Linked DNA regions of Homo sapiens: all the other regions are linked to region 3. A link is a contact called in ENCODE Hi-C or POLR2A ChIA-PET data. All regions are on one chromosome and are shown on one strand. Each heading gives the region's core, a stretch centred on a gene start or an enhancer-like site at or near the end of the contact. The rest is flanking DNA. Distances are from core to core; before and after follow the strand shown.

The links. Hi-C counts contacts between places; a loop is a spot of excess contacts on that map. ChIA-PET counts read pairs that join two places held with the same protein, here RNA polymerase II (POLR2A). Pooled maps may share reads with other maps.
Region 1: a loop to region 3 is called in a map of naive thymus-derived CD4-positive, alpha-beta T cell, with 8 times the contacts of the local background. The contact joins the promoter of EIF4EBP3 here to the promoter of HDAC3 in region 3. A Hi-C loop is called at or near these places in 1 of 168 maps with a recorded cell type or tissue (naive thymus-derived CD4-positive, alpha-beta T cell) and 6 of 50 pooled maps. POLR2A ChIA-PET finds 5 or more read pairs at or near these places in 3 of 52 experiments (GM10248, T-cell and activated CD8-positive, alpha-beta memory T cell).
Region 2: a loop to region 3 is called in a map of naive thymus-derived CD4-positive, alpha-beta T cell, with 6 times the contacts of the local background. The contact joins the promoter of ARHGAP26 here to the promoter of HDAC3 in region 3. A Hi-C loop is called at or near these places in 1 of 168 maps with a recorded cell type or tissue (naive thymus-derived CD4-positive, alpha-beta T cell) and 7 of 50 pooled maps. POLR2A ChIA-PET finds 5 or more read pairs at or near these places in 2 of 52 experiments (GM12878 and K562).

What each region holds. Positions count from the first base shown.
Region 1 is chr5:140,544,764-140,549,071 of GRCh38, forward strand. It overlaps EIF4EBP3 (eukaryotic translation initiation factor 4E binding protein 3), which reads left to right and starts at 2,899. Exons shown (of 3, transcript NM_003732.3): 1 at 2,899-3,077; 2 at 4,143-4,308. The coding sequence starts at 2,975. ANKHD1-EIF4EBP3 (ANKHD1-EIF4EBP3 readthrough) reads left to right here. Exons shown (of 36, transcript NM_020690.6): 35 at 4,143-4,308. RefSeq lists enhancers at 1,846-2,554, 2,555-3,261, 3,022-3,111, 3,262-3,969.
Region 2 is chr5:142,767,386-142,772,152 of GRCh38, forward strand. ARHGAP26 (Rho GTPase activating protein 26) reads left to right here and starts at 2,992. Exons shown (of 23, transcript NM_001135608.3): 1 at 2,992-3,530. The coding sequence starts at 3,377. RefSeq lists silencers at 2,796-3,205, 3,216-3,335 and an enhancer at 3,631-4,466.
Region 3 is chr5:141,635,504-141,640,108 of GRCh38, forward strand. HDAC3 (histone deacetylase 3) reads right to left here and starts at 1,346. Exons shown (of 15, transcript NM_003883.4): 1 at 1,233-1,346; 2 at 1,045-1,127. The coding sequence starts at 1,287. RELL2 (RELT like 2) reads left to right here and starts at 1,494. Exons shown (of 7, transcript NM_173828.5): 1 at 1,494-2,906; 2 at 3,292-3,357; 3 at 3,452-3,518; 4 at 3,961-4,146; 5 at 4,417-4,605. The coding sequence starts at 2,723. It overlaps FCHSD1 (FCH and double SH3 domains 1), which reads right to left. Exons shown (of 20, transcript NM_033449.3): 20 at 3,799-4,605. RefSeq lists silencers at 819-1,113, 1,123-1,172, 1,233-1,522 and enhancers at 2,033-2,082, 2,783-2,902.

The DNA of each region.
Region 1 (4,308 bases), core at 1,649-4,148, 1.1 Mb before region 3:
TCACTTTATTCTTCCTCTGTGTATCTGAATCTCATCCACTTCTCTCCATCCTCACAGCCATCGCCCGTTTGCCCACCTGGTTTCACTAGACTGGACTCTACCCTCAAATCTCACCATCCTCCACCCTATTCTCCCATTCCCCCTGTCAGACACTTCCTCACGTTGCATAAAAGGTTAGTTATCATAAATGATTCACTACAATCTGTTCCCAAGCTTTACCCTCCAGCACTGCTAAGACACTTCATTTTGGCATGCACCATTTTGTAAGATACTCAAAATCCTTTTCGGGACAATAAAATATACATACCCTTGATACCTGAAGTGTGTTTCTGAGGCCCTGAAGCGTTTGCATTACTGTATTAAAAACTCACAGTTGCAGTCAGGCCCGGTGGCTCATGCCTGTAACTCCAGCACTTTGGGAGGCCAAGCCAGGCAGATCACTGGAGATCAGGAGTTCGAGACCAGCTTGGCCAAGATAGTGAAACCTGATGTCTGCTAAAAATACAAAAAATTAGCCCGGTGCGGTGGTGGGTTCCTGTAATTCCAGCTACTCAGGAGGCTGAGGCAGGAGAATCGCTTGAACCCAGGAGGCAGAGGTTGCAGTGAGCTGAGATCATGCCACTGAACTCTAGCCTGGGTGACAGAGCAAGACTCCATCTTAAAAAAAAAAAAAAACCAGCCAGGTGTGGTGGCTTATGCCTGTAATCGTAGCACTTTGGGAGGCCGAGGCAGGCTGATCACCTGAGGTCGGGAGTTCAAGACCAGCCTGACCAACATGGAGAAACTCTGTTTCTACTAAAATTACAAAATTAGCTGGGTGTGGTGGTACATGCCTGTAATCCCAACTACTCAGGAGGCTGAGGCAGGAGAATCGCTTAAACCCGGGAATCGGAGGTTGCGGTGAGCCAAGATCATGCCATTTGGGCGGCAAGAGCGAAACTCCATCTCAAAAAAAAAAAAAAAAAATCCACAACTGGCTGGGCACGGTGGCTCATGCCTGTAATTCTTGTTTCGGAGGATGCCTGTTTGGGAGGATCGCTTGGGCCCACAAGTTTGAGACCAGCCTGGGCAACATAGTGAGACCCCGCCTTTACAAAAAATTTAAAAATTAGCCAGGTACAGTGGCATGCACCTGTGGTCCCAGCTATTGAGGACACTGAAGTGGGAGGGTCACCTGAGCCCAGGAGGTTGAGGCTGCAGTGAGCCATGATTGTACCACTACACTCCAGCTTGGGTGACAGTGAGACCCTGTGTCAAAAAAAAAAAAAAATCCAAAATCTCACCCAGACCAATACTGTATCAGAATTATCATTTTAACAATATCTCCAGATGATTTATATGCACATTAAAGTTTGAGAAGCTGGCCAGGTGTGGTGGCTCACACCAGCACTTTGGGAGGCCGAGGCAGATAGGTTACTTGAGCTCAGGAATTCGAGACCAGCCTGGGCAACATGGTGAAACCTTGTCTCTATAAAAAATCCAAAAATTAGCCCGGTGTGGTGGTGGGCACCTGTGGTCCCAGCTACTCAGGAGGCTGAGGTGGGAGGATGGCCTGAACCCAGGAGGCAGAGTTTGCATTGAGCTGAGATTACACCACTGCATTCCAGCCTAGGCAGCAGAGCAAAACCCTATCTCAGAAAATAAATAGTTTGAGAAGCAATCTTTTTTTAAATGAGTGAAGAAATCAGACCTAAGGAGAAATCTGATGAAGCCAGAGCTGAGTTAATATTGATAAATGGATGCAGTCAGGTGGTCTATACTTAATTTTTGGTGAGGGGAAGGGACAGTGGAGGCAGTATTGATTTTGAGGAAGCCAAACAGGACAGCCTGATGAATTCAAGATTTCCAGCATATATACATCTTCACCAATCCCACCACCTTGCTCCAGCCTGTCATATCACTGTGTCTACATAAAAAAAAAAAACAAAAAAAAAACTCCAAGGCCAAACTCTCTGACCTTTCTTTCCTTCTAAAGACCAAGCCCTCCTCACTAGCCCCCTGCCCCTCCTTAGTTAACTGGCAAAGAGATCAAAGGGCAGGCCTTCTGACTGGTGATGCCTCAGCTGTAGCCCCCAAACTTGACTCATCCTTTTATTAGTCCAGGTACCACTTCTTCAGAAAGATGACCAGCCCTCACTGACCTTCCCCTTCCTGCTGTGCTCCAGGCCATCAAGGCATGTGTCACCCAGGCTGGAGTGCAGTGGTGCAATCTCCGCTCACTGCAACCTCCGCCTCCTGGGTTCAACCTATCCTTCCACCTCAGCTTCCCGAGTAGCTGGGTCTACAGGCGCATGCTGCCGCACCCGGCTAATTTTTGTATTTTTAGTAGAGTCTAGGTTTCACCATGTTGCCCAGGCTGGTCTCAGACTCCTGGGCTCAAGCTATCCACCCGCCTTAGCCTCCCAAAGTGCTGGGATTACAGGCCGTGAGCCACCGCACCCGGCCTTGTACTGTTACTGTTTATGGGAGGCAGTACACAGCTGGGCTTAAGGGCACAGTCCTGGAATCAGATGCAGTCAGATTTGAATCCCAGCTTCCCTTCCTGCAAGATGTGTGACTTTGGCTAATCATAGTGCTTTACTATCCAAAAGTTGGCAAGGAATGGGTGAACTAATACAGGATAAAAACGCTTGCCCTACTTCACCTGCCCCCAGCTCCCGGCTATAAACAGTAAATAGCTGAGCTGCTGCAGCACTCAGGCAGGTTGGCCAGCGCTGGGCCAGCAGGAACTGGAAGCTGGTGTGGGGCCTGGGACTTTGGACGCATTTCCAGCTTTCTCTGAACCGGGCTGGCTTCCTAGCAGATAGGGCGGGACCGTCGGGTTGAGTGACGGCCGGTGGCCCGCCCTGGGCGTGACGTTGTTCTAGTGTTGTTGCCAGCAGCTGCACGTGGTCGGCTGAGTCCGCCTCAGACTCAGAGCTGCGCTCCTCGACCTCAACGCCAGGCGGTTACTTTGCTGCTCCTCCCGCTCGCTATGTCAACGTCCACTAGCTGCCCGATTCCCGGGGGCCGGGACCAGCTGCCCGACTGCTACAGCACCACGCCGGGGGGCACGCTATACGCCACTACCCCCGGAGGTCAGCGGGCCGGGCAGGGGTCCGCAGGCTGCGGACATATTAGCGCGTGCGTGTTGTTGCGGGGCGGGGGTAGGGGAGGGACAGACCTAAGACTTGTCCGCAGGCCCCTCTACAGGTTGTAGCTTTGGGGGAGAATGTTTGGAGCGGAAGCTCAGTTCCCAAAAACTTCTAAGTGATGCAACAAGGCCATGAGCCTAGCTTCCGGGTGTTTGGGCTGTAATCCTTCACTGTGGCCTGGGTTCTTGGAGCCTTACACACGCTCCTTACCCCTCGCGACTTTGCTTCCTAGGAATAGGGGCCAGGGCCCCCTACTGAGCGTGACCTCAGCCGGAAGCACCGGGTCTTGAGAAGTGGAGTAGTTAGAACAGTTGGGGCAGTTGCTCCGTTTTTGTGCTGCTGGCTGGCGTCTGTTTGGTTGGGCGAGCAGCCTGGGATCACGAGCTGCTGGGCTCCCGACCCAGGGATTCCTGCCACGCGGAAGCGGAGGGGAGGAACAGGGCAGGACCCTTTGAGGACATTATGCGGGCCAAGTTCCTCTGAGCTAGTGTGAACCTTATAGGACCTGGGAGGGGTCAGGATTAGAACAGTACGTTTCTCCTCCCTGCAGGAGATAGCCCAGGTAACAGCACTGGGTGGAACCCTTCACAACTGCTATTTCACTTCTTGAACCACCTGAGGCTGTTAGTCTAGGTCTCACCTTCACTGGTGAGACCAAAGCAGAGGTTTCAGAGTGGTAGAGGAGCAGCATGAAGTACCTGAACTCAAAGTTTGGTGTTCCTCTTAGAGCCAAGATCTGAAGCTCTCCCAAACATAAAGCCCCTGCCTATACCAGCTGGGATGCCCCCCTTGCTTTATACCCACATCTTGGTTAGGTCTGGAAGATTTTAAGCACTATGAAGGCTTGTCTGCTGAGAACCTAGCTGGGCTTCAGAGCCGATGTCCTTTGATACACAGGGAAATTTGACACCACCCTCACCTCCAGGCCCCAAAAGGCCTGAGTCTGGGACCCCAGTCACCTCGGTACCCAAGCTCCTGACTCTTACCTCAGTCCCAACCCCTTGACAGGCACCAGGATCATCTACGACCGAAAGTTCCTGCTGGAGTGCAAGAACTCACCCATTGCCCGGACACCCCCCTGCTGCCTCCCTCAGATTCCCGGGGTCACAACTCCTCCAACAGCCCCTCTCTCCAAGCTGGAGGAGCTGAAGGAGCAGGAGACAGAGGAAGAGAT
Region 2 (4,767 bases), core at 1,742-4,241, 1.1 Mb after region 3:
TCTCAGCTTCCTGAGTAGCTGGGATTAAAGGCGTGTGCCACTATGCCAGCTATAAATGCATGTAAATAATTTACCATAGTGCCTGGCATAAACTGAGAGCTTAACAAATGATAGCTGATATATTATTGTTGTTATTATTAATACATATATATTATTTTACACACATTTGCCTACTATTCCTCAATGGGATAAAACAAATAATTGTGGATCACATTTTATTTCATTCATTTAGCATGTATTGAATGTTACCATTTATGCTGGGCCCACTGTGGCAGATTATGTTTTTCAGAAATAGCTACTATAATATCTCCCATTCTTGTCATTCCCCCATCAAGAGGTACAGTCTAATCTCCTTCCTTTGAAGCTGGGTGGGCTTATGAGTTGCTTGTAGCCAATGAAGGTGGTAGAAGTATGTGGCTTCCAAGTGATTCAGGGCAGGCAAGGCCCAAAATTGCAGCTTAGCCCAGGAGGCTTCTTGGCTTTGCCCAGAAAAGAATTCAAGGGCAAGCCAGTGGTAAGAGAAAGCAACTTTCATTGAATCAGTGCTGCTCCTTGTGGAACAGGGCTATCCCATAGGGAGTGTGCTCAGGATGGGCAGTGTACAGGGCTGTTGGCAGCTGTACCTATACCTACCTTTAATTATATGCTAATTAAGAGGTGGGTTATTTAGAACTTTCTGGAAAGGAGGCAGGGAGTTTCCAGAACCATATAAGGTAACTTCCAGGCCATTGCCATGGCCTGTTGCAATGGCATTTGTAAACTGTCATGGCAATGGTGGGAGTGTCTCTATGCTAATGAGCAGTGAGGGCAACTAAAAGTGTCTTTTTTCCTTGCCTGCTGGTTTCTGCTGGCTGCTTCACTGAATCCCGTTTGGAATGAATCCTGGTTTGATCAGTGGGGTTGTGATTGGAAAACAAGTCCTGCAGGCCTCTCACCTCACAAGGCTAGGTCATAAAAGGTGATGCACCTTTCTCCTTGTGAGCTGTATATGTTCACACTGGAGCCTTAAGGCTGCCATACTGGGAGGAAGCCTAAACTGGGCCACAGAGAAAGGCCATATGGAGAAGCCCTGAGTCTACCTGAAAAGTGGGATGCCCAGCTAACCATCCACTCCTCCAGCTCCTGTCACCATCCAACTGCAATCACATGAGAGACCTCAAGCCTTTGGCTTCCCTAAATTTCTAACCCACAGAGATTGTGAGAGAAAATAAAATGATTGCTGTTGTCTTAAACCATTAACTTTTGGTATCATTTATTCTGTATTAATAGATAACCAGAACACCTACCTTTAGGTGCTCAAGATAAAGCATTAAACAGATTTACTTTCATAGGGTTTCCATTCTAGATCTTTCTCATCTTTGGCAAGTGAAGAACAATTGTTTTTGGGTTGTAATTATCTATCAGATAGCTGTCTGGACCTGCTATCAAGTCTAAATTTGTAGATACACCTATCAAAGAGATCACATTCACTTATTTATACATTTACTTATTTATTTTACAATTTTTTGTAGAGATGGGGGGGGTCTCGCTGTGTTGCCCAAGATGGTCTTGAACTCTTGACCCCAAGCAATCCTCTCACCTGGCCTCCAAAAGTTATGGATTACAGGTGTGAGCCACCATGCTCCATTTATGAATTTAATACATTAATTGCTTTCTTAATATAGATGGGACACCTCTGACCCCTCCTGAGTGAAAAATCCATGTTCCCAAGCACCCAGGCCTTCTATCCTATCACAAGGCATGGTTATCGCTTGTTTGCTTCCATCTCACCTAATACCACCAGCAGCTAAATTCATTCTGTTATTCATCTTTGTATTCTTACCATCTAGGCTAGTGCCTGCACATAGCAGACCTATTTAAAAAACAAACCAACCCAAACAAACATGAAGCCCCCACGTAGCTGAAGGAGGGCTGCTGGTTCCTAGACATAGAGATAATTTATTCAAGGACAGTCCCTATCCTCCAGGAGTTAACAATTCAGCACTAGACACCCTGTGGGACCCAGCCTGACAAGTGCAACGAGTGAGATGCCAGAATTGAGTCCTGCGGTCGAACAGAGGGACTACAGGGCAACGCACTGGGCGTGGGAGGTGGAGATGGCTCTGGGAAAGGATCCATTCATTTATTCTACATTTATCAATCACCGTAGCACACACAGCACATAGTAAGTGCTCAATATCTGTTATTAAATGCCAGCCACTGTGCTAGGTGCCAGGATGCAACAGCGGACAAGAAAATTGCAGGGGCACTTGCCCTCGTGGGGCTTACCGTGTAGCGAAGGATGACAGGCAGTAGACTGTCATCTTATTATGTAAAATTGTGCTAGATGCAGAGCAGGAAAATAACAGGCGGCTGAAATTCTAGTAATGATGTGAGCTCCTTCGGCTGAGGGGAACCGTGGGCGGGTTCTGAGCAGGAGTGGCCGTGAGGGGGACGGACCGTAGGGGGCGGGAAGACTGCAGGCAAGAGCTGGTAATTTTAAGATGCAAATAACATTTTTCTGCCTGACTGGAAGAGGAGCGTTTGGTCGCTCGGGATTCTCCCGGAGCAGGGGGCTGTATTTTGAGTGTAAAATCGGTTGCCCCGCAGTGCAGGGCAGGCGGTGGTGAACTGCAGCCCTAGTCCCCAGGTTTTTCATGCTTGGCACATCGAGGCTCTTCGGCCCCCAGGACCAGCAGACTCGCCATGCGTGGCTCGGATTCGGGCTGGAGCAGGCGGGCAAGGTAGCGGGGGCGGGTGCACAGCAACGCTCACCCCTAGGTTTCGGGGTCTGCAACGCTGGGAGGGCAAGAGGAGGCGGAGTTTGCGCTGCGGACCTAGGCGTTGGCGAGGGCCACGCCCCCAGCCGCAGACCCTGCCTCCAGGCCCCTTTGATTGGATCAAGACCGCGGAAGGGCCGGGCGTCCTCGGGCGGCCTGAGGGTCGGGCAGGGGAGGGTGCGCTGATTGGCCCGGCGGGGATTAAGTCATCGCTAGCAGGTTCGAGCGGCCCAGACACCGGCGGGGCGGCCGAGGCTGCTGTGAGAGGGCGCTCGAGGCTGCCGAGAGCTAGCTAGCGAAGGAGGCGGGGAGGCGGCGTCTGCACTCGCTCGCCCGCTCGCTCGCTTCCCGGCGCCGCTGCGGGTCCGCGCTGCGTTTCCTGCTCGCGATCCGCTCCGTTGCCCGCGCCCGGAACAGCAGCACCTCGGCCGGGTCCGAGCTCGGTTCGGGAGTCTTGCGCGCCGGCGGACACCGCGCGCGGAGTGAGCCAGCGCCACACCTGTGGAGCCGGCGGCCGTCGGGGGAGCCGGCCGGGGTCCCGCCGCGTGAGTGCTCTGGGCGGCGGGCGGCCCGGGCCCCGGCGGAGGCGCGCCCCCCGGCTGGGCGCCGCGCGCACCATGGGGCTCCCAGCGCTCGAGTTCAGCGACTGCTGCCTCGATAGTCCGCACTTCCGAGAGACGCTCAAGTCGCACGAAGCAGAGCTGGACAAGACCAACAAATTCATCAAGGAGCTCATCAAGGACGGGAAGTCACTCATAAGCGCGCTCAAGAGTGAGTGTCCCGAGCCCCTCGGGGACGCGGCTCCGGGGCGGGAGGAACTGGGAGGTGGCGCTTAGCCCGGGTTGCCCGCGCGTCTGCCGGGTTTCTGCTCCCGGTACACTGGGGGACGGGTGTCGACGCCTCCGAGGCAGGAAGGATACGTAAAGCGGGCGAACCAGCAACCATCAGATGAAGAGAGAGACCCGTCGCTCCGCCTTTTGCGTTCAGGGATGGTCGGGAGGTGACCCAGCGCGGGTGGTGCTCTGGGGCAGCGCGGGTGGGCGTGGGCGTGCGCGGCACGCAGGTGTCCCAGCAGTGGGGCCAGAGTGCCGAGCGCGCCGCAGCCAGCGGGCAGATCCCATCGTGTCCACAGCTCCAGCTCCCTTAGGGGCAGAGTTGCTCAGCCTTGAGTGCCCAACCGTGAGAATGGAGCGTGCCCTGCCGAGGGGGCGCTGCCTCCCCTTGGGAAAAGGTGGGTTGTGACTGCTTCGCTCCCTGTACGCAGCTCCAGCCTAGTCAGGCCGCCGGGTTCCCTGGGTGGAATGCTTGGTTAGCTTGCGATTCCTTGGAGTATTGGCAGCCAGTAATCTCTAAATCTGGAATCAGTACGTGCGCAGGTTCTGATTCTTGTGTTTAGCAGAAGGTGATAGGGGTGGGAGTAGAGAATCAGAGTGTTCCTTTACTCTAAACTGTGGGCGAGGGTTTAAAAATAGAATGTACATATCCCAACTCTCTCCCTCTCCTGCTCCCAAGCTCTCCTTTTTACCTCTTCCGTTATCCTTGTAAAGGTCTGAGAAGGAATATCCATAATTCTCAGAAAGAAGTTCAAACGTATTTCAAAGATTCTTGGACCTTTTGTAAAACCATTTTTGCGTTTTTTCCTTTTGGTACAAGGGGAGAGATGCAATTTTGCATTCTGCTTCACTTTTGCAGAGCCAGAGAGTTTCTTTTTCTGGCCAAATAAGCGTGCTCTAGGGATGAGTGCTTTGGATTGTGAGAACGTTTTTGGTGCCTTTTCAGTCTCCCCATTTAAAAATAGCTCAGTCCATCTTTTAGTTTTAAGAATCAGGAACCACATGAAGGCAGATAGTGGAATTGTCTCTGACTCTGTTACTGTATCTGTTTCTGTGATGGATTTCTTAGTAGGTGATACCTTTCAGCTAAGAAATCTTGCCTTAGCAGAGTAGAGTCGTAGCTGTGGGAATTGTTCCCAGGCCTCTTTAAAGGGCACTTACAAAAGTCAGGTGCC
Region 3 (4,605 bases), core at 96-2,595:
CAGTCTTTTCTATGACCAGTCCATTTGTCTGTGCCTTGGCACAAGCAATGAACATTCATTCATATTGTTCACTAGTTTCCCTAGCAACACATAAAGCCTGGGTTTAGCTGTTTTGTCTTATTTTTTCTTTTGAGACAAGGTCCTCCCTGTCAACTCAGGCTGCTGATCATAGATCACTGTAACTTTAAACTCCTGGGCCCAAGCCATCCTCTCGCCTCGGCCTCCCAAGTAGTTGGGACTACAGGCACACCCACCGCACATGGCTACTTTTTTTATTTTTATTTTTTGTAGATGTGGGTCCCACTGTGGCCCAAGCTGGTCTCCAACTCCTGGCCTCAAGCGATCCCCCCCATTTCAACCTCCCAAAGTGCTGGGATTACAGGCATGGGCCACCACGCCTGGCGTGGCTTAACTGTTACTATCCCATATCACAGCCATAAATTCCAAGCTGGGAAGACAGCATGTGTATGTCTGGTAGATGAAAAACTGGATAGCGATTAAGCAGAACCATGTAGAGGTATTCCAGGCTGAAAAAGGAATATCTAAAATATCGCCTCTGTTCCACACGCACATACACATTTACAAAGACGGCAGCATCGTTCCACCCTGGAGCCCTAGCTCCTTGGAGGTAAAGAAAGGTGGTAAAAGAGGAGTGGGAACTGAGGGTAAACCTCACACCCTGATACAGTGATATCCGCTCCCCTAACCCTAATTCCTGAGGCCAAGGCCCTATCCACACTCTAAAATGCAGAGGAGGAACACACCTTCTGTCTTCAAACCAGCCCCACATCACGCTAACCCTAGGCCAAGGGCTAGTGTGCCTACAGTCAGAGGGTGGCCGACCTGAGGTGAGAAAGTACTTTCCATTAAGCAGAGGACGCCACCCCCAACACCCTGCACTTTCAAGGTACTCCTGGTGACTTCTATCCAGCTCCCCGATACTCTAGGGGCGGGTCGCACTTCATGCACTCAGTCCAGCCCACCTATCCCTACGGCCACAGCTCGCCCCACCCCCCAACCCCCGGCCGAGGCGGCGGAACTCACGATCATCTTCTTATAGAGACCGTAATGCAGGACCAGGCTATGGGTCAATGCCAGGCGATGGGGCTTCATAGGGTGTCCAGCTCCTGGGGGTGGGGAGAAGAGAGTTCGTCAGCTCTCACCCCTGGAGTTGCAACCCCGCCTCAAAACCTCCGTGTCCCAACCCCTCATGCATATCCCTGTTTCCTCACCGTAGTGGAAGTTGCCCACGTCGGGGTCGTAGAAATAGGCCACGGTCTTGGCCATGGTGCCGGCGGGAGCAGGCCCCGCACCTCCGCCGCCCGCCGCCCGCGGCCGCCGCCAGCCCCTCCCCGGCCGTGCGTGCTGCGCAAGCACGTAGCCGGCCTCTGCGGAACTGGGCGTTGCGGCCCCGCCTCCATCCACACCCAGGCCACGCCCCCAGGGGAGCTCCGCCCCTCGCCCGGCTCAGCTCTCCCGGTATCTGGGGCTTTGAGCGTCCCGGGTTGGGCAGGGAACTGGCAGCATAGCTCCTAGGATGCGAGGGCCATTTGTCTCCGGCCGGGGGTCAGATCCTCGGGAAGCCGAGCCATCCCATCCAGCCGCTTGCCCCAAACCGGGCGCAGGCCGTGGTCACTTCTCTAGGAAGCTCCGAAGATCCCGCCACTCCGTCCCTCAAAGGTGCGGAAAGCCGGCTTCCCCCAGCCCTCGGAGAAGATTCCTGACTCTCCGCTCGGTCGGGGCATCTGAGGGCAGGAGCTGCGCCAGGCGTACCGGATAGACCAGTGGACAACACCCACGCCGGACCGCCTGTCCCCTACCCGGACCCAGACTCGGCGCCGCACATTGCCCCGGGGGGGCCCGGCGCAGTCACGCGCGCGCAGAGCTCACGCTCTCCGCCCCGCACACCTGCGCTCCGCCCCCTGGTCCTGGGCCCGCGACGGGTGAAGGCATTTGGGAAGCCAGGGCGGCTGCGGAGGCGATCTCCCTGACCCAGGGCCGGAGTTGCCCGGAGCCTGCCACCGCTCTCAGCCAGCCCGCATCCTTCTCTGTTCTTCCCTCCCCCCGCCTGCCACGGCGCGGGTATCCGCAGCCACAGCCCGGGGCCGGTGAGGCGGCGAAGGGGGAGGGGAGGAATCAAGGGATGAGCGCCGGAAGGGCGTCGGGGGCCCTGAGCCGCACTAGGACGCCCCTGGAGCCGGAACCCCAGCAGAAGCCGGAACCAGAACCAAATCACCGGTACCGGGTCGGCCAGGTGGTCAGGGTGGGAGAAACCAAAAAGGGAGAGGGGTGCGGGAGTACTGAGAGGAAGGGGCTGCAGAGGCCTGGCTCAGGCCGGCGTGGAGGAGGTGCGGGCGCTGACTCAGGCAGGATTTCTGCTCCCGCCGCCTAAGAATGCCGTCCCATCTCGTGCTGCAGTGTCCTTGGGAGGGACAGAAGCGCGAACAAGCTGGAAAGGGGAACGCTCGGGGCGTCGGGGAAGCGGGACCAGGGTCGTGGTAGAGAGCTTGCGTTGCCGCTGACCTCTTGCCGAAAGGCGAAACAGCACTCCTGGCCCGGACAGCTCCCTGGTTGGGTAGGGGGTGGGGCCGGACCTCAGCCGGACGTCTTAGACGTGCTTGTTTCAGATCCTGAGGACGGCATTCCTACCCCTCCCCCATTCCCAGCTGCAGCCCCCTAAACCCAGGAGGCGCCCTGGCCCGCGCTCGCCCCCCAGGGCCTCATGTCGGAACCACAGCCTGACCTGGAACCGCCCCAACATGGGCTATATATGCTCTTCCTGCTTGTGCTGGTCTTCTTCCTCATGGGCCTGGTAGGCTTCATGATCTGCCACGTGCTCAAGAAGAAGGGCTACCGCTGCCGCACGTCGAGGGGCTCTGAGCCTGACGATGCCCAGCTTCAGCCCCGTGAGTGAGGAGCCTGGAACCCTGGCTCAGTCACCTTTCACCCTTCTCCCCACACCTCTGCCTCCCTGACCAACAGACCCAGGCCAAATCCTGATCAAACCTGCTCAGGAAGCCTAGTGATGCACTCTTGAGTTAGCAAGTGGGGTGACACCACTCTGAAAGCAAAACTAGAGAAAGCAGCATGGGCAGGAACGGTCCTCTGGATGGTAGTCTTGGGCTTGCATTGGTGTCCCCATCTTTTCTGGTCCCTGAAATGCTGAGGTCCAGCATGATAGCAAGTAGGTAAAAGGGTATGTCCTAAGCAATAAATGATGGGAGCCACCAGGTAATATTCCCCCAAAGCTGACTCATTCCTGCTTCCTTGCCAATCTCTTTCATCCTTCAGCTGAGGACGATGACATGAATGAGGACACAGTAGAGAGGATTGTTCGCTGCATCATCCAGAATGAAGGTGGGTCTAGCATAGCCCCTTGCTCCCTCTTCTCCAACCTTCTCTTGCCCTGACCTCCACCTCCACTGACTCCCTCTTTTCCTTCTTCCCTCAGCCAATGCTGAGGCCTTGAAGGAGATGCTGGGGGACAGTGAAGGAGAAGGGACAGTGCAGCTGTCCAGGTGAGCTGGAAACAAGGGCCAGCATGACTTAGCTTGCCTTGGAGAGTATCCTCTCCTCCAGCACAATCCTCTCCCAGCCTCCTTGCATGTATGGGGTTGGGGGAAGGGCAAAGCTGGCTAACTTATAGGAAGAAAGTTGTTTTGTAGAAATCGCGATTCCTTCAAACCATCTCTCTCATCTAGATATCATCAAGCCTAACATTCACCTCTAGTGCCACTCCTTTGGGTTAAGCAGTGTTCTTTTTAGCAAACAGCCCTGGGAGGAAGAACATATGGTCACTAACATCTTAATATTGAGTTTATTAGATAAAGACAAGAAAAAATGGGGCTTGGGGAAATTGGGGCTTCTGGGGTTTTAAGGAGCATGCTGAAAGAACGTAAGAAACAAAACATGAAGGGAAATGGAAATGTTACCCTCACTCCCCTCCTCCCTGCTGTCCAGTGTGGATGCCACCTCCAGCCTGCAGGACGGAGCCCCCTCCCATCATCACACAGTGCACCTGGGCTCTGCAGCCCCTTGCCTCCATTGCAGCCGCAGCAAGAGGCCTCCACTTGTCCGTCAGGGACGCTCCAAGGAAGGAAAAAGCCGCCCCCGGACAGGGGAGACCACTGTGTTCTCTGTGGGCAGGTGGGGCAGGTGCTCCAGGGAAAGGGGGGCTGAGGTAGGGGGCCCAGTGATCAGGCACCTGATCCCAAAAGTGGGCCTTGGCTCTTTCCTCCTGGACTGGGAGCTCCGGCAGAAGTCAGGCTACACAATGTGCCCCACAATCTGAGAAGGCCTCCCCTACCTTAGGCCAGAGGGAAGTAGCCACCAAACTCAGGATGTCCCTGGTCAGAGGGGAGGGCCAAGCAGCCTCTGAGTTGTGGTCCTAAACCCCAGTGTTCCCTCCCCTCCCAGGTTCCGGGTGACACACATTGAGAAGCGCTATGGACTGCACGAACACCGTGATGGCTCCCCCACAGACAGGAGCTGGGGCTCTGGTGGGGGACAGGACCCAGGGGGTGGTCAGGGGTCTGGGGGAGGGCAGCCCAAGGCAGGGATGCCTGCCATGGAGAGGCTGCCCCCTGAGAGGCCACAGCCCCAGGT